2 separate regions of the Homo sapiens genome follow, and region 2 is linked to region 1. A link is a loop called in an ENCODE intact Hi-C map of the cell type or tissue named here. Cell type or tissue: Panc1. All regions are shown on one strand. Links, peaks and the distances in the headings refer to the core of each region. The heading gives the core; the rest is flanking DNA. Region 1 holds the start of LOC124902398 (a long non-coding RNA gene). Region 2 has its middle 13 kb from the start of PDSS1.

Region 1 (12,184 bases), core at 1,949-9,948:
TAACCTCGAACTCCTAGGCTCAAGCCCTGCCTCAGCCTCCTGGATAGCTGGGACTACAGGTGCATACCACAACACCCAGCTGTCTTTTTTTTTTTTTTAGAGACAGGATCTCACCATGTTGTCCAGGCTGGTCTCCTTTTAAGTTTCTGATTCAGCTTTTTATTTGCCAGATTGGTATCACTGCCTCAGTCACTTCAATTGCAAATCATTGCCACTGATTGGTTTTGACAAATGTCCTGAGGATAGGAATGTATTGGTCAAATAAAGGTGAGTCCTGAGAATGGGATCTTTCCCAGGAGCCTTCAGTCAGGTAAAATTGTGACAATTCTCTTTAGATTAGAGTTTGGGGGTTTACACCAAACCTGTTCCTCCCTCTCAAATAACTGTTATGCTGCTGCTTTTCATAGCTACCATGATTGTCAAGTTCACCTTCAGGGCTACTGTGAAGCTGGGGAGAGAAGGATAAGAGTAAGAGAAGTTAAAATATAAAAAGCTTCCTGTTTTTACTGAGATTCAGATGTTTTTCTTGAATCAATGCTGCTCAGATTATTGCAAGCCTTAATTTCCAACGTTTTGAAAAAGATGACTTTTGCAATTTTTGCCAGTGTTCTCATTGCTTCCATGGTCTTTGAAGGTGTCTACTCCACTGTTCTGGAAGTGCCATCCCTTATTTGCTCTTTTTTTGTATGTTTGTTTTTTGAGACAGGGTCTCCCTCTGTCACACGGGGTAGACTGCAGTGATCCAATCATAGTTCACTGCAGCCTCAACCTCCTGGACTCAAGCAATCCTCCCACCTCAGCCTTCTTAGTAGCTAGGACCATAGGCTAGAGTCACTGCACCCAGCTAATTTTTAAATGTTTTGTAAAGACAGAGTCTCACTGTGTTGTCCAGGCTGGTCTCAAACTCCTGGGCTCAAGAGATCCTCCCTCCCTGGCTTTCCAAAGTGCTGGGATTCTAGGCATGAGCCACCGTGCCTAACTCGCTCATTTCTTTTAAATCTAAGCTTAACTATCCACACCTGTGTGACCCTGGGCAAGGTGTATAATTTTGCCAGGACTTACCTATGTCTTGTAAACAATAAATGAAATAATATAGATAATACCGTAAAGTAGTTAGCACAACACTCATTTAGGCCCAGCGAGATGGCTCATGCCTGTAATCCCAGCATTTTGGGAGGCCAAGGCGGGGAGATCACCTGAGGTCGGACGTTCGAGACCAGCCTGGCCAACATAGCGAAACCCTGTCTCTACTAAAAATACAAAAATTAGCCTGGCATGGTGGCAGGCACCTGTAATCCCAGCTACTCGGGAGGCTGAGGCAGGAGAATCGCTTGAACATGGGGGGCGGAGGTTGCAGTGAGCTGAGATGGTGCCAATGCACTCAGCCTGGTTGACTGAGCAAGACTCCGTCTCAAAAATAAATAAATAAATAAATATAAAAAATACACATAAATAAATTAAAATAAATACATTTTTAAAAGTGAGTGCTCAGAGGCTGGGCTCAGTGGCTTATGCCTGTAATCCTGGCACTTTGGGAGGTTGAGGCAGGTAGATCACTTGAGCCCAGAAGTTCAAGACCAGCCTAGGCAACACTGTGAGACCCCAGTCTAAAAAAAAAAAAGGTGAGTGTTCAAGAAATGTAAGCACTTCTGATAGAAAGTATTTTTTTTAGATGGAGTCTCGCTCTGTCACCCAGGCTGGGGTGCAATGGCTTGATCTCGGCTCACTGCAACCTCTGCCTCCTGGGTTCAAGCAATTCTCCTGCCTTAGCCTCCAGAGTAGCTGGGATTACACGTGCACGCCACCATGCCTGGCTAATTTTTCTATTTTTAGTAGAGACAGGGATTTCACCATGTTGGCCAAGCTGGTCTCAAACTCCCAACCTCAGGTGATCACCCGGCTTGGCCTCCCAAAGTGCTGGGATTATAGGCATGAGCCACTGTACCCAGCCGCTTTTTTGTCCATTTAACCATATATTCTGGAGATCATTCTATATCAAACATTAAAAACTTCCCCATTATTTTTCGTGCTATTCCACTGGTCATAATTATTCAGTCAGTCTCATGTTGAAAGACATTTAAATTGTTTTTAATCCTCGACTATCACCACAATATTGCAATAAATAGTTTTTATTTTACACAAGGAAATCTAGCCCTGTATGTTATTAAAACAATTTAAGTGCTACTATAATTAAAATGGCTTGGTAATGGTACATAAATAGTTAAAGAGATAAGAACAAAAGAATAGAAAATTCAGAAACAGGCCCTAAAATATATACGAACCAGTATTTTCTGGTTTTGAGGACAATTCCATTATTATTTGGAACACACCAGCCTATTGCAGGCAAGAAAAACATTCAGTTTCTGAAGGAAAACAGTCCAACCTTTTAGTTCTGACTAATCCTGGCTGAAAATAGTTTACTGGATTTGGCTTTATTGAAATAAACAAAAGCTTGAGTTATCAAAAAAAGATCTGCATTGCAAAATTAATTTTTATGTAATAGAATTTCCCCCTTTTCCCACTGTTTCCAGAGTTTCCAACAGCATATAACTTTATAAAGTTAATTTTTGCTGTTATGGTAAAATATATATAACACAAAAATGAAAATGACCATTTTAACATTTTATAAGTATCCAGTCCAGTGGTATTGAGTATATTTACTGTTATTGCAACCATCACCACCTTTTTCCCGAAGTGAAACTTGGTACCCATTAAAAAATAGCTCCAGGCCAGGCATGGTGGGAGGCTGAGGTGGGGGATCACTTGAGCTCAGGAGGTTGAGCCCAGCCTGGGGAGCAATCAGGTGGACAATAACTAGAGCCAACAAGAATTTATCCATGCAGTGTATTGGCAAACACCAGATCTAATTTATTTTGAAGATGAGTAACAGAATAAAAATAATTAAAACAACACAATCTAAAACAACTTTTGAAGGTTTAGAAACACCCTACAGCATAAATGGAAAGGAATAATTAAGAAGAAAAACATATTTTTAGTATAAAACAAAAAGAAAAATTTCAGTTCAAGAAATATAATTAAATTTCAAAGAGCATGAGTTTTTTGTTTAAGAAAAATCTAGAAAACATTGACTCTGTTGACAAAAGGGATGAACAATATGAGAAGCCAACTGAAGGAGCTGCAAAAGGACCTGACTGACGGGTGTGCCCATGGAAACAAAGGAGCCAGCTGACCTGCCTGTGGCACTTGTGCCAGAGCCCCGGAAGTGTTGACGTAGAGGCCAGTCCTACAGAGGAAAGACTGGCACAGAGTAGGCTGTCAATCAATACTAAGTAGTATACTTCAAGTAAAGCTGTTAGGAAAGAGAACGGATGGTGCAGAAGTACACAAAAAAGAAAACCCCAAGGAAATGAAACAAACAAAACTGCAATTAAATGATGTGTTTATGGGAGTAGAAAGCAGAATTCACGTTGCAAAAATTGAATCAGTGATATTGGAACACAAGTAAATAAAAGTGTATCCATTTAATAGGTAAAAAGAAGAGAGTTATGCCTTTTATATTGTTAAAAGATATACATCGCACTCAAAAATAACTTTATGCATTAAATAGAAAAACTGTAAAATGTATATAATTGACACTCTTAGAAATACAGGTAGAAGTTAAGAGACATCAATTCATGGGTGGAGATTTCCCAAATGCTTTCATAAAAACACTTAAATAAACCACACACACCCACAGTTGAAAACATTTTCTAGTAATGAAAACATATATTCCAAAATTTAGTATTTTAATGATGAAATTGTGTTTCACATACTCGTGCACTCTAAACATTTTGTAATATAAAAATGTGACTTTTAAAACTGGAAAATATAATTTGTTACACATTTTCAAACACAAAGTTTTAAATGGAGCAGCAGCACAATGTAACTTGGAATCTCTCTCCTAATGTCTAAATGTAATGTGATGTTCTAAATTGTATCCTGGAACAGAAAATGAATATTAAATAAACTGAGGAATTCTGAACAAGTATGATTTTTATATATCAATAATTCATCAATATTGATTCATTAATTGTATCAAATATACCATACTAAGATATTAACAATAGAGAAAACTGGGTTTGGGGCTTTACAGGAACACCATACTATCGTCACAAATTTTCTGTAAATCTAAAATGGTTCTAAAATTAAAATTCTATTTAAATCAATGGCAATATATAAAATTAATTAAATCTGAATTGTGGAAAATATAGCTTTTATTATAATTTTCCTTGATAGCTTCTGAAGACGAAGCTTTTATTTTCTATTTTTAGGTGAAATTGCACACATTTTCAGTCTAACTGTTTATTGTAACAATATTTGCAATACTAAAAGTTTTATAACTTATAGATTCATAATGCAAAGCAAAGCATACTGTTGGTTTTATTTTTGGAATGCTATATGAAACACATAACCTCTTACTTAAGATTTATAATAACAATTCTATGGTATTTCATAAGGGAATATAATTTCCATAAAATATAAGTTAATTTTATCTCAATGATTGTGAAATGGTTAACAAATATCCAAGCTAAAATAAGAATCTGTTTCTAGATTAGAAAGAAATATAAACTATATAATTCTTTACTTTTAAAATATTATAGACATGACTAGTATTGTAATAATAACAAAAAAGTATCAAATATTTTACATATATTCTGTAATCTGCCCTTAACAAAATTCTTTAACTTAACCTTTTTGAGAGGAGCTACCTATGAAGTCTAAAAAGGTTTAATTCAAATTTGTTTTAATATCAGCAACTCTTCAAACTTTTCCTGACCCTGCCAAGAAATTTGTCTTCCTAATATCTCTTACTCTGTAAATTTCTCTCTATTTCTTAGAGAGAGAGAGAAAGAGACTAAGACAGAAAGAGAGAATTTATAGGAAAATAAGATAGGAAGGGTTATAATAACAGCTTCCTTTGATTTCTCCATCCTGAAGTCCCCATTTTCGTCTCTGAGAGCTGATCTGGAATAGGGTAGGCTATAGGGACAGAGAAAATCAGAGTGCTAGAAAGAGCTAGGAAGGGAAGAGGTGACCTGAAGATCAAATACTGAAGAAGGGGCTAATAGATGGCAAGGAAAGTGGTGAGCACAGCATGCAGTAGATGGGGTTCTAGTTAGTGAAGACCCACAGGGTGGAGGGTAATCCCATGCAAGGGTCAAGTGTAATTCAGTGACAACATAGGCAGCATGGGAGACCTACCACAGTGAACCAGCGATTGGCACGTTTGTAAGGACTGTGTTCAGATTGCGGGTTTTTTTTTTTTAAAGATTAAGTGATCTTGAAATTGACATTCCATGTCATTTTAAAAGATAAATGGTAAAGCAAATGTTTTATTCACGTGTCTTTATTTCTCCCCTCCATACTTTTCCCTCCACTCTTCTTTTTTTAATGTGGAAGTTTAAAATCCCATCTTACATTCATTTTTTTAGAAGTAGAAATAATGGGAAAACTTCACTTGGATAGGGAACGCTTGAGTAGAGCTGCGTCATTATTTAGTCTTTACTGCCGCTTAGTGGTAAGGAAGAGACAAAAGTTGACTGAGAGGATCAATTGAGCAAGTCAGCGAGTGATAGCGATGCAACCCAGATTTATTGAAGAGTAATTGTAATTACTTTTTATATTTTGTAGGCAAAGAGCTCTTACTGCTTTACACGCAAGGTTTATTGAATATACTTTTTTTTTTTTTTTTTTTTTTTTGAGACAGAGTCTCGCTCTGTCTCCCAGGCTGGAGTGCAGTGGCGCGATCTCGGCTCACTGCAACCTCTGCCTCCCGGGTTCACGCCATTCTCCTACCTCAGCCTCCCGAGTAGCTGGGACTACAGGCGCCTGCGACCACGCCCAGCTAATTTTTGTATTTTTAGTAGAGACGGGGTTTCACCATGTTGTCCAGGATGGTCTCAGTCTTTTGACCTCGTGATCCGCCCGCCTCGGCCTCCCAAAGTGCTGGGATTACAGGCGTGAGCCACCGCGCCCAGCCGAATTTACTTTCTACGACAAAGTTTTATGTTATAAGCATTGTATGACTTTTAGTATTACCTGAAACGTAATGAAGTTTGGGCAAGTGTTGTTGGTTGTTTTTGTATTGTGATTACAGAACTGCATTTTGAGAGGCTGAATATAAACTGAATGCATCCTTAGCTGCTGGCCTAGAAACTTAACGTCCCCTGAGTGAAGCTGCACATTGGGAATTGCGGGTGGTAGAACACGTTTGTTAAAATAGTTTGTTCTCTTCTTATTTTATTATATTATGCCTTAATTTGTAGTAATTTATTAATATGTCGTATTTCCCTTAAGCTTCCTAATGTCAAGACGGTTATCATTTTTTGTGTTTCTTAATGTCTTGTCCATAATTGCTGCTCAATAAATGTTTGCTCAGTTAATCTCATCGAATAAGGCAAAACAATGTCATTTTAACTATTAATTAAGACTGGCTCTGCATTAGCAGAGCAGGGACTCTAAAGTATGTGTCTCAAAAGCACTTTTTATCCCAAAATCATTAGGCAACTGTAGAACTAGAGATCACAGAAAAGGTGTTGGAGTGAAGTCATTGAATAACCTTGGATTTACTCATACGTGCTCTAACCAAATGGATACAGATCAGAGAGTCTTAGCGTTAAAACAGGCCATAGACATCACCTAAACCAATAGTTAAACCAGAAAAAATATTCCAAGGAACATTTGGAAGGTGTATTGAACTGTTAAAAACCTGAAAGTTAAGAGAACTAAGAATCCAAATGGTGATTGCTTGAAAAAAAAAAAAATGTTAGCAGGACACCATGGCTCAGTCTTGTAATCCCAGCACTTTGGGAACCCGAGGCAGGAGGGTTGTTTTAGGCTAGGAGTTCCAGACCAGCCTGGGCAACAGGTAAGACCATGTCTCTACAAAAAATGAATAAATAGCCAGATAGGGTGGTGTGTCCTTGTAGTCTCAGCTACTTGGGAGGATTGCTTGAGCCCAGGAGTTCGAGGCTGCAATGAGCTGTGATCGTACCACTGCACTTCAGCCTGGGTAACACAGTAAGACCCTGTCTCAAAAAAAAAAAAAGCCATCTCACAAAAGAATACTACTAACTACTACTGCAAAGAACATATACTTTTAACAAAGTTAGCTTCATGTGGTTTGTGTGCATTTTTAAATATTTAAAAGTGATCCATGCTTTATACGCTGTTCTAAATGCTTCTGTAACATCTCGGATTTATTTCAGTTTGAACCTTTAATGTATTGCTTAAGCAAGTGGGTGAGGGAAGTGTGAACCCTGCCTGCCTTCTCTCAGCTCTCCCTCACTGAAGATGGGAACGCAGCCCTCCTCAGTGGCACCTGGGACCCCTGGCTGCAGTGGCCAGGTGACATTCCTGTGGAGAAAAGCACTTTAGGACCAGTCTGCAGATGCCCTAGCATGAATCTTCTGCTTTACCGTGAAGCCTGGGAGAAAACAAAGGGGAAAAATGTGAGAAGAACTACGCTGCCCTTCCTGAATAGAAACCTGTTGTGCAGAGGCACATGCAGCTGAGGACAGAGCTCAGCATTTTACGTTAAATTTGCACATAGTTTCTGTGACCTCATCTGACAGACTGTTTTTGAGCTCCCTGTTGCCAATCTGTCTATTTTCCTGTTCACTTAAACCTAAGGGAATACATCAGCTGCAAGAGGTGACTCTGTTGCACTGTTGCTCCTGTATCCTCTTACGGCTGTCACAATGACACTGATATCAGACAGTGACATGAACCTTGATGTATGGTACATGCAGAGGAAGAATGTGCCATGGTTAGCCCAGCAGTCGTTACATGAGCTAAAATTGTGATAAGGGAAAAAGAAACACGTGTCAAACACCACATTCAAGGTACCCAGAAGTGAAAATGGAATAATCTTGACCGATTCATGATGGCAAAGCCACATTGCCTGTGTCATTCATGATCCTTCTCTATGATCTGTGTTTATGGAGTAGATCTATGTATAGCCTCTCTTACATAGAATAAGGTTCAATTGAAGGTGACAGAGAATCCCCAAAATAACAGTCCCTTAGAGAAGTTAGCATACTTCTTGCTCATGTAAAATCAGGCAGAGGCTTGGCCATCCAGGTTTGCTGTGGCAGCTCCGCTTCGTGAGCCATCAAAATTCCGCACTCCCCAGCTGTGCCCAGGACACAGCTCACTTCCTCATAGTCACATACGACTGCTGGAGCTCCAGGAAACACAACTGCATCCCAAGCTGCAGTCATGAAAAAGGAGTAGAAAAAACAAAAGACCTCCTCCCGTAAGGAAAGTCCCTGGAAGTCACAGACAAACAATTCCGCCTCTACCTCACTTTCCCGACTTTAGTTCCATGGCCACACTGACCTGCAAGGGAGGCTAAGAAGTGTAGTATCTACATGAATGATGATGTTATCAACTGAATATGTGGGGCTATAGTTACTAACAAAAAATGAGAGAATAAATATCGGGAAGAAACTAGGATTTTTAGACACACAGAACACTCATTCTGTAATCGTAATGATTTCTTTTTAAGAAACTATTTTACATTAACAAGAAAAGACTTGTGAAATCCAACAGAACACTGAGAAGCATATGAATAGGTAAATCAAAGTAGGAAAAACTTTAATAGGTTGAAAAGATGTGAAGGGAAACTCAGAAAAATTAGTGATCAGATAAAGGACACAAAAGAGCACTTTAGGTCAGGCACGGTGGCTCACGCCTGTAATCCCAGCACTTTGGGAAGCCGAGGCGGGTGGATCACCTGAGGTCAGGAGTTCAAGACCAGCCTGGCCAACATGGTGAAACCCTGTCTCTACTGAAAACACAAAAAATTAGCTGGGCGAGGTGGCAGGCGCCTGTAATTCCAGCTACTTGGGAGGCTGAGGCAGGAAAATCGCTTGACCCCAGGAGGGAGAGTTTGCAGTGAGCAGAGATTGCACCATTGCACTCCAGCCTGGGCAACAAGAGTGAAACTCCGTCTCAAAAAAAAAAAAAGAAAAAAGAAAGCACTTTATATCAGTTTATTAATTTTAGAAATTTGGATTATGCCAAAATTACTGGAAATGTATGTGGACATGTCATGTTTTATCTCAAGGATTCAGACACACTTGGAGATTTTCTTCGTACTTAGTGAAAATAATTATGCATATACTTTATGTCCCCAACCATCAAATCCTGGGAATATTCCCCTGACAAGAAGCCATAGAGGACATTTTCAAAGATCTTATTTGCAACATTTATTGTACTGCAAAGTATGCTAAATTTAGATGGCTTTTACTTGGAGAATTTATGCATAAGACATGGTTGTGTTTATTGTATACATTTATATTGATATACATATATATATTTCTCTGTATATATCATAGCTTTTACATACAATTTTATGTAAATGTATTTGCAGGTGGCAAGAGGACCCAATGGTCCCTAGTATAAATGTATTTGCATCTGTTTTTTGCTTGCGTGTGTTTATTTTCTGATTGTGTTTATTTTATACATTTATATAGATGTATATATTTTTCTTTATATATATTATAGCAATTACACACAATTTCATCATGATGCAATATAGCTATATTAACTATATATTCTATAGAAAATAGATATTTGTGCACATATATGCATACATACATACAAATAAAGCACTATTAGTAGGCCTCAAAAACAGTGTTGTGTGAATACAGTGAGTATATTCTAAGAACTGGATGGCTGTCTATAAATAAATGACTTAAGCATGCTATTTCTCCCACTCCTACACTTACCAAGATGAAAGGGTTTTCCCAGCTTTTCATTTGAATAAACTCTTGGAAATGGGATTCTCTTTCTTTGATTATTTCAGGTGGACAAATTTATACCAAAATCGTGGGCTTTTATAATCAATATCTTTATGATTGTTTTTCCTAAATATTATTTTTTAAAAAAAATGTTAAGTTGTATCCCGCCCAGGCGTGGTGGCTCACGCCTGTAATCCCAGAACTTTGGGAGGCCAAGGTGGGTGGATCATGAGGTCAAGAGATTGAGACCAGCCAGGCCAACATGGTGAAACCCCATCTCTACTAAAAATACAAAAATTAGCCGGGCATGGTGGCAGGGACCTGTAGTCCCAGCTACTCAGGAGGCTGAGGTAGGAGAATCACTTGAACCCGGAAGGTGGAGGTTGCAGTGAGCCGAAATTGCGCCACTGCACTCCAGCCTGGTGATAGAGCGAGACTCCGTCTCAAGAGAAAAAAAAAATTAAGTTGTCAAAAGAAAAAAAAAATTAAGTTGTACCCCTTGCTTGCCTTTTATTTTCCACAAGCAGATGAAACTCCTCCCCCACAAGCAGATGGAAGAACCTGTGCAGCGTCACTTCAGGGAAGCTACATGGCAGGGTGGAAGTAGAATGGACCTGCGCATTTTTAAAGCATTTTTTTACTTTGGTTCTTGGAGGACCCAAGGGGCTTGTAAAGAAGAAGAAGTGGGTGGACTGTGAGTTCGTAGCTAAAAGAAGGAGAGAGATGACCCAGCAACCTAGAAAAGCAGGAAGAAAGTGTGTGTTCCACCTTCCTCTCCTCTCCAGAATTCTGCAGGGTCTGGAGAAGAACAGAGGGGTCTCCGGCCCCCAGGAGAGGGCCTAAGCCAGACCCTGCTGAATGCAGAGAGCTATCTGCATGGTGAGTATCCAGGCAGACAGGACATGGGGCGGCTTCACATAGGATTCCCCCAGTACGGTGACGTGTAGAAGCAGCAGCGAGCCAGCACTCCTGAAAGAGACGCCTGAGGTCAACTCTTCTTTCCTGAAGAGGCTTTGCTCCTGAGGAGTCCCTGTACTTCTCTTTCTGCCAGAGTAAACCCAGCTCCCACACACTTACTGTCAAGGCAGGTGACAACTCTATAGCATCCCCAGGAATCATCAAAATCAGAACTGAAGACCCGGAGCATAGGCGGTTGGCTGCTGAGGAACCCCCAACGAAGGCAAGATGGTGGGGTCCTTGCAGACCTCAGGTCTTGCTATTCTCCAGTGAGGAAGGAGGAGACTCCAAATGGTTGCTATCACCCAGACCTCCTCCCCACAATGTTCATGCAGAGGGGATGAGACAGAAGAGCAACTGGCTGCCTGGCCACTCACCTCTGATACTTGGCTGTATCCTCCATGTCTCACTCTAGGACTGTTACTCACTTCCTGGTGCTCTGGGACACAGCAGAGAGGGCTGACTGGCTGTTCCGGAATGAATGGAGATGCCAAAAGCCTATGGAACAGGGTAATATCAGGTGATCTTCCATTCAAGTCCTATCTGGTTGGTACCTCCATGAGATTTTAAAAGTAGAAAAGATGGGCTTTCTGGAGGTCCATGCACTTCAGCCTGGTCTTTGGATGCAGAGGCCAGCTGGGAAGCTAGCAGTGCTTCTGGCCAAGACTAGATCCCTAGCCCAGGGTCTCAGGGCTCTCTGTAGCTTCCTGGCTTGTGCATGTGCAGTTCGTATCTGACATGATAGACTCTCATCACTGCACAAGCTAGGCTTTAGTTTGGTGACTCCATTCACTGAGTCAGCAGTGTCCAACAGACTTTTTCTGAAGTGGTTTTCTTTGCCTGCCACCTATTTTGGAGTCTAGAAAGCCAGAACCCTGTTTTCCATGTGCTTTATTCTTATGAGAGAAATCTCATGCACCTGACTCCTCAAGTACCTCAGGAACAACTGCAGAGTTTTCTCAATCCAGATGAAACTGGCTGGAACAAACTTCCTCAGAACTGAGTAGCCTTCAGAGTCTGACCCATTCTCCTGGTTCCTGAAAGCTGTCAATGGTCCTCAGCAGAGACCTTCCCTGGCCTCACTGTCCCTGCAGCCTTTCACCATCGTGCTCCTCCCGCACTCGCTACTGCCCCCAGCACATGCTGAAGGCTCAGACCTGGCCTTTCTTTCTCTCTGCACAAAGGCCCTTCTCTACCCATTTAAACAGGACACCACATATGCACTTAAGGGGTTCAAAAGGAGAGCACTGATCCTGATTGCCAGGTTCTGGGGATGTGGACAACTTTTGCCCTGGAGGGTGACAGCACCTGGGCTGGGTCTGGTTAATGGGTGATGGGCTGGGCTGGGCGAGGTGGCTCACGCCTGTAATCCCAGCACTTTGGGAGGCCGAGGCGGGTGGATCACAAGGTCAGGAGATCGAGACCATCCTGGCTAACTAACATGGTGAAACCCTGCCTCTACTAAAAATACAAAATTAGCT
Region 2 (12,184 bases), core at 1,301-9,300, 200 kb before region 1:
TAAATATAATTAAAGTAGGAGCTTTTAATACACATCTCTTAAGAATCTAAATTATCTGTGTAATCCCAGCATTTTGTGAGGCTGAGACAGGTGGATCACCTGAGGTCAGGAGGTCGAGACCCACCTGGCAAACATGGTGAAACCTTGTCTCTACCAAAAGTACAAAAGAATTAGTCAGGGATGGTTGTGGGCGCCTGTAATCCCAACTACTCGGGAGGCTGAGGCAGGAGAATCGCTTCAACCTGGGAGGCGGAGGTTGCAGTGAGTCAAGATTGCGCCATTGCACTCCAGCCTGGGCGACAGAGTGAGATTCTGTCTCAAAAAAAAAAAAGAATCTAACTTATCTAACAGAGAAAATTGAGAGGCTCATAAATGACTTGAATAATGTAATCAGTACACTCAATTTGATATATTAAAACTTCTCACTACACAATACATGTTTTTACATATAATCACCAAACACATCCAAAAATGTTTTATGTTGGGCCACAAAGACACCTTAACACATTTTGAATAGCAGAGTTTTATCAAACGTACTCTTTAGTCATAAAAACACAGACAAAATAATTCCAACTACTTAGAAATTAAGAAATACAGTGATTAAAAAAAGAAATACAGTGATAAATAACTCTTGGATTCAACAGGAAATAAACAGATTTCACAGCATCTAAAAAGCAGTAAGCAAGAAAAAAACTATACCCCAGTAGCCATGGACAAAAAAGCCCAAACTGAACTAGAAAAAATATACAGCACTAAATAATAAGAGAGTATTTTAGGTGTTAATTTCTTAGTTTTCAAGAAAAATAATCATTATACAAATATGTTTTCACACAGATTTTATGAGTAGATTAAGGATTTACTCACAGCTGCTTTTGCCTAGGGTCCAGCAATGGGTTTAGAGCTTGTAACAACTTGTTAAAATTAAACATCCTAATATTGGCCTGATTTCCTATTTTATATCTTCTTTCATTCTCAGATGTGTTTTGTACCAAATCTCTATTTAAAATAAAACATTATAGCTTTATGTTGGAAAATATTATTTTTATTTATTTATTTATTTATTTATTTATTTTGAGACAAAGTTTTGCTTTGTCACCCAGGCTGGAATGCAGTGGCATGATCCCAGCTCACTGTAACCTCCACCTCCCAGGCTCTAGTGATCCTTCTGCCTCAGCCTCCCAAGTAGCTGGGAGACCACAGGCATGTACCACCATGCCCAGCTAATTTTTTTAATTAACTGTAGAGAAAGGGTCTCCCTATGTTGCCCAGGCTGGTCTTGAACTCCTGACCTCAAGGGATCCTCCTGCCTCAGCCTCCAAAAGTGCTGCAATTATAGGCATGAGCCACTGTCCCCAGCCACAGTGGGGATAATTATAATAAATAGCTTCTTTCTTTGTTTTTAAGCTTATAGTTGAACATATGAATCTGTAGTTGTTATATAAAAATCTTTCTGACATTAAGTTGAAGTTAATAGAATACACTAAAAGCTTTTAAAACATGAACATTTGTCTAACGGAGAAATCTTTTTCTATCCTATAAGAATTTCCAGTCTATCACATACGGCTTCAATCTCCTACTCAAGTAGCATGTCCTCCGCAACACTTCTGATCTCTCCAGTGCCAATACTGGATTTCTGTTACCTCCATTTCATATATTAGTGGAGTGAGAGGTTAAGTAACTTTTCCAAAGGCACAGAGCTATTAAGGGTCAGATGCTGAACTCAAAATCTCACCTGTCTGACAACGTGTTTCCTGGTATACCTCATGCCATCTTCTCTAGTATGTATTGGATTTTAATTTGGATTTTTTTTTAAAGACAGGATCTCACTTGGTCACCTAGGCTGGAGTGCAATGGCACCACTGTAACTCACTGCAGCCTCGAACTCCTAATCTAAAGAGGTCCTCCTGCCTTGGCCTCCCAAAGTGCTGGGATTACAGGTGCTCACCAGCATGCCCGGCCCTTATAATATGTATTCTCTGAGGACAGAAACCATGAAGAGTTCATCTTTGTATCACTTAATGGCACCCAGAAGATCTGGTAGGCATATAAAAATGACCATTTTATAAATGAACCCAATTCTTTCTACTACCCCGTCACTGTGTTATCTATAACAGTTTACCTGAGATAACTTGTGATGATATTTTTAGTGAAATAAAGTGTGTATGTATGCACACATATGCAAATTGTACATACCGGGATTACAGGCTTCCATAAAGCCAATTGACCTTAGTCAATTGTAATGGATAACAAACTGAAGTTATCAGTATTACAAACACCTAAAACAACAAAAAAAATTCCAAAACATGATTATAAAATATTTTTCTTTTACCTTCATTAAATTATCCAGAATAGAAAAGGTTATGGAAATGCCATGTGTTTTAGAGATGAAACAAAATGACGTTATCAATTGAAAGTTTAGTAGGTTAACATCAAATAGCTTACAATGTTCCAACTATATTTTAAAATTACATTTAGCCTTTTGTTTCATAATCCCTTCCCTCAGGTTTCAAATACTATAGTAATAATAGGCCAAGAAATAGAACTTCCTCTTTTATTTCTCCTCAGTTCCTAGCAGTTGTTTAAAAATATATATTACTTAAAATGGACTTGAGACTAGTGGAGGAATAAGATTAATTTTAGGAGGTTGTGAAAAGTGGAAAAAATAAAAATACAAGTCATTTTTAGGACAGTAGGAGAATGGGTAGCCATCTTTTTATTGCTGGAGACATTTGTACATCATAGAAAAAAGTCCAGAAAAATTAATAATAAAATGGTTAACAGTGATTACCTTAGAGAATGAAACTCTACTCACTTCTGTATATTGTAAATTATTTACCATAAGCATGTAGTAATTTATTAAAAATTTAAAAATTGCTTTAAAGAGATACATACTCACATGCATAATGTTACAGGTAACATCATCCTGATCTGTTCAAAACCATTTTAAACATGAAAAACATCTTTCTCTGTCATTAAAAACCAACTTGTAGACAGTAGCCCCCCCTTATCTGCAGAGGATGTGTACCAACACCCCCAGGGGAATGACTGAAACCACAGATAGTACCAAACTCTCTATATACTATGATTTTTCCTATACATACCTATGATAAAGTTTAATTTATAAATTAGGTACAGTAACAGATTAACAACAATAATAATAAAATAGAACAATTATAAAAACATGCCAGCATCACTACTCTTGCACTTTGGGACCATTGTTAACTAAAATCAAGGTAACTTGAACACAAGCACTGAGTCCTGCAATGGTCCATAGAACTACTCAGCTACAAGTGACTCATGGGATGAAGTGACTCATGGCCAGGGAGTGGCTCCAGCATGGATAAACTGGACAGAGAGAGAATTCACATCCCAGACGAGACGGAGCAAGACTTCATCATGCTACTCAGAATAGTGAGCACTTTAAACTTATGAATTGCTTATTTCTGGAATTTTGCATTTAATATTTTTAGACCATGGTTGACCACGGGGAAGTGAAATTGTGGAAAGTGAGAATGCAGATAAGGGGGAAACTTCTGTATTACAAATGCTAAGAAGCTCATCAACAGGAATTTTTTAAATTTACAAAAAAGGAAGCCTTCCACTTCAACAAATTCTACTTTCTCATCAGATGAATGAAATATCAGTAGATAACTTACCACGAGCAAAAACTAACAGACTTCCACAAGACAATAAGTTGTGCTGTCTCAGACACAACAATAGAAAAAAAATCCTAAAATGAAATTTAGAGATTTCTCAGGTTTTTAGCAATGTATGCTCTTTTAGGATCCTCCGATAAGTCACAGGAAGCATATAGGAAAACTTCAAAGGTGGGTCAAAAGATGACTAAAAGAGTGGAAATTAGTAGTTGTAAGAAAAATAGAGAAAAGTAAAATTATTCATCCAGAAATAATACATAAAAGACTTAGATACAGTATCATGATCAAGCTTCTCCATGGCAAATAACCAACGTAAAATCAACAGAATTCAGTACAAGGGAGTTAAGTTTCAGCAATGTGAGTTATTAAACTTCGAATGTGTCACCAAGAAAAATAATGGAATTCCCTTCTCAGTGACTGTTAAAATAATGGAAAAGCTTTAAGAAGATCAAAAAATTTCCACAAGAATAGAAAAACACATTTTACTATTATGTATTTTATTTACTTTAGAACTGCTGCAATAGAAATATTGACATATCTAATGTGTGACGAAAGAATGTATGTGACCAAGTTATAAATGCTGCTCAAAAAATAACGTGTACTGTCAGGATGTAGGAACACCTGCTCTTTTTTTCTAGGCATCTTTTAAACAAAATAACTGCCATGTCTATGCCTTGTTTAAGAAGTGGTGCATCTTAACTTCCTGTAACAAAATGTTCAAATGGCTCTGCACTTCCTTTGCTAGCTTTAGTGTTTTAAATTCTAAGCTTCAATCTCTAGTGTTGGCAGGCCAACGAGAAAAAACAGAGAATTGTCTTTTCTCTTTAAATGCTTACCACGTGGGATTGTAAATTAGGTCAGCCATGTGGAAAGCAGTTCGGAGATTTCTCCAAGAACAAAACATAACTACTGTTCAACCCGGCAATCCCATTACTGGGTATATATCCAAAAGAAAACAAATCATTCTATCAAAAACACACGTGCCCTCATATGTTCATCACAGCACTATTCACAATAGCAAAGACATGGAATCAAGTTAGTGCCTATCAACTGTGGATTGGATAAAGAAAATGTGGTACATATAAATCATGGAATACTATACAGCCATAAAAAGAATGAAACCATGTCCTTTGCAGCAACATAGGTGTAGCTGTAGGCCATTATCCTAAATGAATTAATACAGGAACAGAAAACCAAATACTACATATTCTCACTTATAAGAGTGAGCTAAACATTAGGTACTCCTGGACATAAAGATAGCACTAATAGATACTAGTGACCTCTGGGGAGGAGAAAGGTTGAAAAACGATTTGGTACTTTACTCAATACCTTGGTGAGGGGATCAGTCGTACCCCAAACCTCAGGGTTATGCAATATACCCACGTAATAAACCTGCATATTTCCCCAGAATCTAAAATAAAAGTTGCGATTATAAAAAAATAAACAAACAAATAAATAAATACTTACCACGTATCTATTAGGTTCTTTGACATCCATCGAGGGATAATGTTCCGGTATGATGAAGTCTAATAATCCCCTGGAGATAAAAAAGACGTAGCATCAGTGTCCCTCAGAACACAGTATCCAATATCCAAGTACCTAAATCCCTCAACATCTATGAATTCATTAGATCAGGCTCAAGATGTTAAAACTTGAAGAATAAGGTTTTACTACCAAAACAGCCAAAAAGTAATATTTCTTCAATCCCAATCAAAAATCAAAATATGTTTCTAAGATCATATGAGGTTCTACATTATTATGTTTCAAATTTGATTAGTTCAATAAACATCCATTGAGTACCTGCTATACCTACTACATGTAAAGCCCTGGGCAAGTGCTAGGAAAAAGAATGGTAAGACCCAGAACCCAGACCTCAAAGAGTACATGCTCTACTAGGGAAGAAGAACATATGAAGAAATCATGATGTTAAATTATAATAAATGCAATACCAGAATTATATAAAATGAACAGTGATAACAGAGCAGAGAATGATTATTTGTGGTAGGTCATTTAAGGCTTCACACATGAGGTTACAAAAAATTGGCAAATGTCTGAGGTTAAAATATTTAAAGTTGTACCAGGATTCAGCAAACATGTAATAAATAAAATATATAAACTGCACATGTATCATATTTTCTATTCCCATTTTAACCAACTATTCTAGTTACCTGCCTAACCACTAGTATGGACTGCACCGAATAAGAGGAAATCTGGAAGCAAATTTCAGCTGTAGATATGATTTGGAAATTACTAAAACCCAGTTAAAATAGTAAGTGTAGATTAGCATTTGTCTAATATCTATCTATGTCTCATATGTATATACACACACCACACACTGTATATGAGAGTATGTCATATTAGCCAGTGGAAGTATGTCAAGGATGAAGTGCTTAATCATATGCATTAAATGCTAGAGAGATCCGTGAACTATAACTGAAACATGACCACTAGATGGAGCAATTTCAGTGACATGGTGTGAATCCAGGCAGAACTGACCCAGAAAGCAAATGGTAGTTAGAAATAATGCCTCGTGAAAGTAGACAACTCTCCACCGGCCAGGATGACCAGAAGTTCAGTAAATGTTGCCGAGGTAAGAGACAGAGCAGCTGTGACAAGTGCGATGACTTCTTTGCTCTTATACATTTCCTTCATGTTTTTGCATATTCTTCCTGGTCCAAATCTGTATTTACTATGCTGAAAACTATAATATAGGATCCATATTCTAAATGATCCTAGTTTGTGTAAGGCATTTTTTCTTAAGTATTTCCAACTTTTAAAAACTGTATTAACTCAACAAATGGAAAAAGAACTCCTCCTAAAGAAGACTTTTTGTTTGAAGGAACATCTTGCTAAGTCGGCTTGAGGAAGACGGGATTTTGTAAGCACAGATGCCAGCAGGTACCAAGATCTTGGAAAATGATGGAAGCCACACTGCATGACCCAAGGGGAAGAATTTATTGCTTTTGCTCTTTTGAAAAAAAATCCCTCCTCCATCTTCCCCACAGAAATCTTCAGCAAGATGCTCTCTGTTCTTAAAGACGTTGTGTACATTTGGTTTGCTGTTTGTGTTCATCCTTTCGATGGGGCTGAGTTTCACATCTGGGTCAGCCCAGTGTGAAATAGGTACTATCACACATATCAAAGCTGGAGTCCAGGTAGAGAGGAGACACAAGACAGAGGATACACCCGGGGAATCCCAGGAATTGGGAAGAGAGCTTTGGATTTCCAGAAGCTGCAGAATTGAGCAATTTGAGTCACTTCCCCCACCTCCCTAGTGTGTGAGTGGTATGGAGAACCTCATTGGTAACTGGGGTGCATCCTACATTATAAGTTTTTTGAGAAACGGGACTATTGGGTTGTATACTTCTTTTATTAATCTCCTAAAAAACCTACATGGTGCTTAGCACAATAGGAAATTTTACAAATATTTATTTGAAATATTGCATTTTATTTATAAGAAAATGGAAAATACTTAACTTCACAGCACATAAATAAGCATTTTTTCCAACTGTCTTGTACAATTTTTTTAAATGTAATTTCTTATTCAGACTTAAAAAAGAAGAAAATGTTGCCATTTGCAACAACATGGATGAAGCTCAAGGACATTATGTTAAAGTGAAATAAGCCAGACACAGAAAGACAAATACTGCATAATCTCACTTATACGGGAAACCTAAAAAAGTCCAACTCATAGAAATAGAGAGTGGAATGGTGGTGACCAGGGGTCAATGAGGTAGGGGATATGGGGAGATGTTGTTCAAAGGACACGAAGTTGCAGTTATAAGATGAATAAGTCCTGAAGACCAAATGGATAGACTATAGTGGATAATAACACCTTGTACCTTTGAAATTTGCTAAGAGAGCAGATCTTAAGTATTCTCACCACAAAAAAGTAACTATATGAGGTAATGCATACGTTAATCAGCTTCATTGTGGTAATCATTTCAAAACGTATACATATGTCAAAACATCACCTTGTACATCTTAAATGTACACAATTTTTGTCAATTATACCTGCGTAAAGCTGGGGAAAAATAGTCACTTTCATAGCTTAAAAAATGCAATTTCCTTAAATTCTTGGTAATCAATCATAGACTTACAAAATAAAACAAGCAAACAAACAAAAATGTAATTTTCTAACCTCAGTATCTCTAGTTCACCATAATGAGCCAAAATTTCTAATGATCCAGTTCTGAACCATGATCCTGCAGCATGCAGCACTACTGCACCTTAAAGAGAAACATTTGGCTAGGCGTGGTGGCTCAGGCCTGTAATCCCAGCACTTTGGGAGGCCGAGACGGGCGGATCACAAGGTCAAGAGATTGAGACCATCCTGGCTAACATGGTGAAACCCCGTCTCTACTAAAAATACAAAAAAAAAAAAAAAAAAAAAAAATTAGCCAGGCATGGTGGGGGGGTGCCTGTGGACCCAGCTACTCAGGAGGCTGAGGAGGGAGAATGGCATGAACCTTGGAGGTGGAGCTTGCAGTGAGCCAAGATCACGCCACTGCACTCCAGCCTGGGCGACAGAGCTACACTCCATCTCAAATAAATAAATAAATAAATAAATAAATAAAACAAAACAAAAAAAGAAACATTTATTGGCCAGGTGCAGTGGCTCACGCCTGTAATCGCAGCACTTTGGGAGGCCAAGGCAGATATATAACAAGTTCAGGAGTTTGAGACCAGCTTGGCCAAAATGGTGAAATCCCATCTCTACCAAAAATACAAAAAAAAAAAAAAAAAAAAAAAATTAGCTGGGTGTGGTGGTGAGCGCCTGTAATCCCAGCTACTCATGAGGCTGTGGCAGGAGAATCACTTGAACTCAGGAAGGCTGAGGTTGCAGTGAGCCGAGATCACGCCACTGCACTCCAACTTAGACAACAAGAGTGAGATTCCATCTCAAAAAAAAAAATTTATTATAGCATAAAACTCTATTAGGCTATAGGAATACGGCAAAATATCTTTCCTTAAAAATTATTTTAATAAAAAATAATATATTCTCTGAATTTATCAGAAAAATAACCAATTTCATCCATAAAGGATCAAGAGTATTTCTTTATTCCTTAAAGAATGAATCAGAATGTCCAGAACCACACTTTTACAGCCAGCAAGCCTCTAATCTAGCTAAAGGCTGAGAGAGCGAGCTGCGGGGCTCCAAACTCTTGATTTCCCACTTGTCTCATCAATAGTGACCTTTTCCCTGTACTTGATCCTGAATAAGGGAATGAATTATTTTGCATAGGTCTTTAACATAAATACAATCAGTAAATAGAACTCATGTTTCTTTCTCATAAGGAATGCTGTACTTACAGGTGTTTAGATGTCAAGATGAATTCCACACCAGGGTAATAGCCCCTGCCCTGTGGCTGCTGTCCTTCAATAGACTCCCACACTCACTACCTCTGGGCCTTTGTTGATGCTATTCTGCCCTCTGCCACACAACCCAATCCCTGTCCTCCCCCTACTGAAATCTTAGCTAACCTTCTACTCAAGATCGATTTCCTCTTCCTCCATAAAGATAACCTGATCCATCTCTCTTTAACTGACCTCTGATTTTTTATAGTTTATTTGTTCCATGTGTTTAAGTATTTTTTCTTTAAAGACTGTGATTTTCTTGGGACCAGGGACTATGACATACTTATTACTCCCAGGCTGGGCATGGTGGTTGATACCTGTAATCCCAACACTGTGGGAGACCAAGGCGGGAAGACTGCTTGAGCCCGGAGTTCAAGGCCAGCCTGGGCAATATAGCAAGACCTCATCTCTACATTAATTAATTAATTACTTAAAGAAATACTTATTACTCCTGGACCCCTTAAAGTGTGGTCCAATGGCAGGCACAGAAAATGGCCAATAAGTAGTTTTGGGGTTGGCTGGACCATTCATATAGACAGGACTCATCCACAGTACTAATCTGGATATTTATTTTCATGTGTCTTTTTTTGAGCAATAAAATGTAGTCACTTTGAAAAAGCATATAAGCTTAATCTATTATTCTAAATGTTTACTTCATGAACAGCCACTGAATCACATTCCTCAATATTAACACTGAAAGACACAGGGGGTTCTAGTCTAACCTCATTTTATTTTATTTTATTTTATTTTATTTTATTTTTTGAGACAGAGTCTTACTCTCCCGACCAGGTTGGAGGGCAGTGGCATGATCGTAGCTCACTGCAGCCTTGATCTCCAGGCTCAAGGGATCCTCCCACCTCAGCCTCCCAAGTAGCTGGGACTACAGGTATGCACTACCACGTCTAGCTAATTATTTTTCTAATTTTTTTTTTTTTTTTTTTTTTGTAGAGACAGGGTCTCCCTATGTTGCCTAGCCTGATCTCAAACTCCTGGGCTCAAGTAATCCTCCCACTTTGGCCTCCCAAAGTGCTAGGACTACAGGCATGAGCCACCTGCCCAGCCTAACTTCATTTTAGATGGCAAAAATGAGGGGCAGATTGTTTAAGTGACTTGCCCAAGTCACAAAGTGAGTTCCTGCAGGGCCAGCTCTAGGTTTCACATATTCTTTTTTCCTATCTAGCACTATTCTCACTGTACCACAGTGGCTCCTGGGCAAATGTTAGGATAAAAGCACAATGGAAGTATCTCTGCATATGTGAAGATCTAGAGATGAAAATTCTACTATTGTCCTAATAGAAGTAATACTGGAGACAATTTAAACCATTAAGATTGTGGCTTGGAATTCAGAAAAACTGAATATACATGTCACAGCCACAAAAGTTAGTAGTGTTATTTATACCAGTCATACCAATAGTCTGTGACTGGAATGTCATATCCAATCAGCAAAAGCAAAAAGACCTACACAGTTATAGACCCACATGTAATAGTATCATTTCATCCAGATGAAATTAGAGAGAGAGAAAGAGATGCTGTAGAAATAAATAACCCATAATTTCTTTAAGCATGAATATTTGGGGGGAATTTTTTAAATGGAAATCTTATAAAAACACACTGCTATGGTCTGACAGTATTCATCCCCCTAAAACTCCTATGTTGATACCCAGTCACCAAAGTGATGGTATTAGAAAATAGGGACTTTAGGAGGTGACTAGGTCATGAGGGCTCCGTCCTCATGAATGGGGTTCATGTCCTTATGAAAGAGGCCCCAGAGAGCTGCCTTCGCTTCCGCCATGTGAGGATGAAGTGAGAAGGCGCCATCTATGAAGCAGAGAACCCTCAAAAGATACCACATCTATGGGTGCTTTGATCTTGGACTTCCTGAACTCCAGAACTAGGAGCAATAAACTTCTGTTGTTTATAAATTACCCAGTCCAAGGCATTTTGTTATAGCAGCCTGAATGGAGTAGGACACATATTATGCATAAAGTATAATAAGTATGAAATGTGTGCTTGGTAAATCACTGAACATTGGCAAGGGTCTGACCCATGACAGCCATAAAAAGGAACAAGATCATGTCCTTTGCAGGGACATGGATGGAGTTGGAAGCCATTACCTTCAGCAAACTAACACAGGAACAGAAAACCAAACACTGCATCTTCTCAGTTATAAATTGCAGCTGACTGAGAACACATGGATATGCCAGGGGGAACAACACACACTGGGCACCTGTAGGGGGATTGGGGGGAAGGAGAGCATCAGCAAGAATAGCTAATGGATGCTGAGCTCAATAACTGGGTGATGGGGGCTGGGCTCAGTGGCTCATGCCCATTATCCTAGCACTTTGGGAGGCCAAGGCAGGCAGATCACTTGAGGTCAGGAGTTCAAAATCAGCCTGCCCAATATGGTGAAACCCAGTCTCTACTGAAAATACAAAAAAAAAAAAAAAAAAATTAGCCTGGCGTTGTGGCATGCACCTGTAATCCCAGCTACTTGAGAGTTCAAGATAAGCCTGGGCAACATGGCGAAACCCTGTCTCTATAAAATTAGCCAGGCGTGGTGACAAGTGCCTGTGGTCCCAGCCAATTGGGTGGCTAAAGCAGGAGGATCGCTTGAACCCAGGAGGCAGAGGTTGCAGCGAGCGGAGATCGTGCCACTGCACTCCAGCATGGGTGACAGAGCAAAGCTCCATCTCAAAATAAATACATTAAATAAATAAATAAATAAATAACTGGGTGATGGGATGATCTGTGCAGTAAACCACCATGGCACACGTTTACCTATGTAACAAAACTGCACATCCTGTACATGTACCCCTGAACTTAAAAGATGAAAAGAAAAATAAATTGATGTTCAAGTTTGTCACAGGTGACCCTTAAAGTCCTCCTAATGGCTTGACTACTTTGTCTTTTAGTCTACAGGACTTTGAAGAAGGAAGGAAATAACTAACCCAGCAAACCAGAACCTGATGCTATAATAATTGTAATAGTTAACATGTTAAGCACTTTACATGTATTTCCTAATTTAATCCTACACCAACCCTACGATACTTTACTATTTGTCTTAAAATTTGTTCCTGAGCAAACCAGCATCACCAAAAAGCCCCCAAACCACCAGAGAGTGTTAATCTTATCTAGCTTACAGGAAAGTCACAGTCACAACAATTGGTCCT

Evidence for each region. Hi-C counts contacts between places; a loop is a spot of excess contacts. Peaks named below come from ENCODE experiments on the same cell type or tissue, not always from the same donor. Only the 100,000 strongest peaks of a DNase experiment are listed, where the experiment ranks them.
Region 2: a loop joins it to region 1, with 7 times the contacts of the local background. A loop is called at or near these places in 44 of 110 quality-filtered maps.

Annotation. Positions count from the first base shown.
Region 1 is chr10:26,876,691-26,888,874 of GRCh38, forward strand. LOC124902398 (a long non-coding RNA gene) reads right to left here and starts at 11,201. Exons shown (of 2, transcript XR_007062093.1): 1 at 11,081-11,201; 2 at 9,198-10,715. In Panc1, for the core only: CTCF peaks have their summits at 5,528 and 5,743; no DNase peak of the experiment used is centred there; H3K4me3 peaks cover 303 bases.
Region 2 is chr10:26,678,745-26,690,928 of GRCh38, forward strand. No RefSeq gene overlaps it. Among named protein-coding and RNA genes, the nearest start is that of PDSS1, 13 kb to the right of the region's middle. In Panc1, for the core only: CTCF peaks have their summits at 6,140 (motif pointing right) and 6,343; a DNase peak (open chromatin) is centred at 6,057.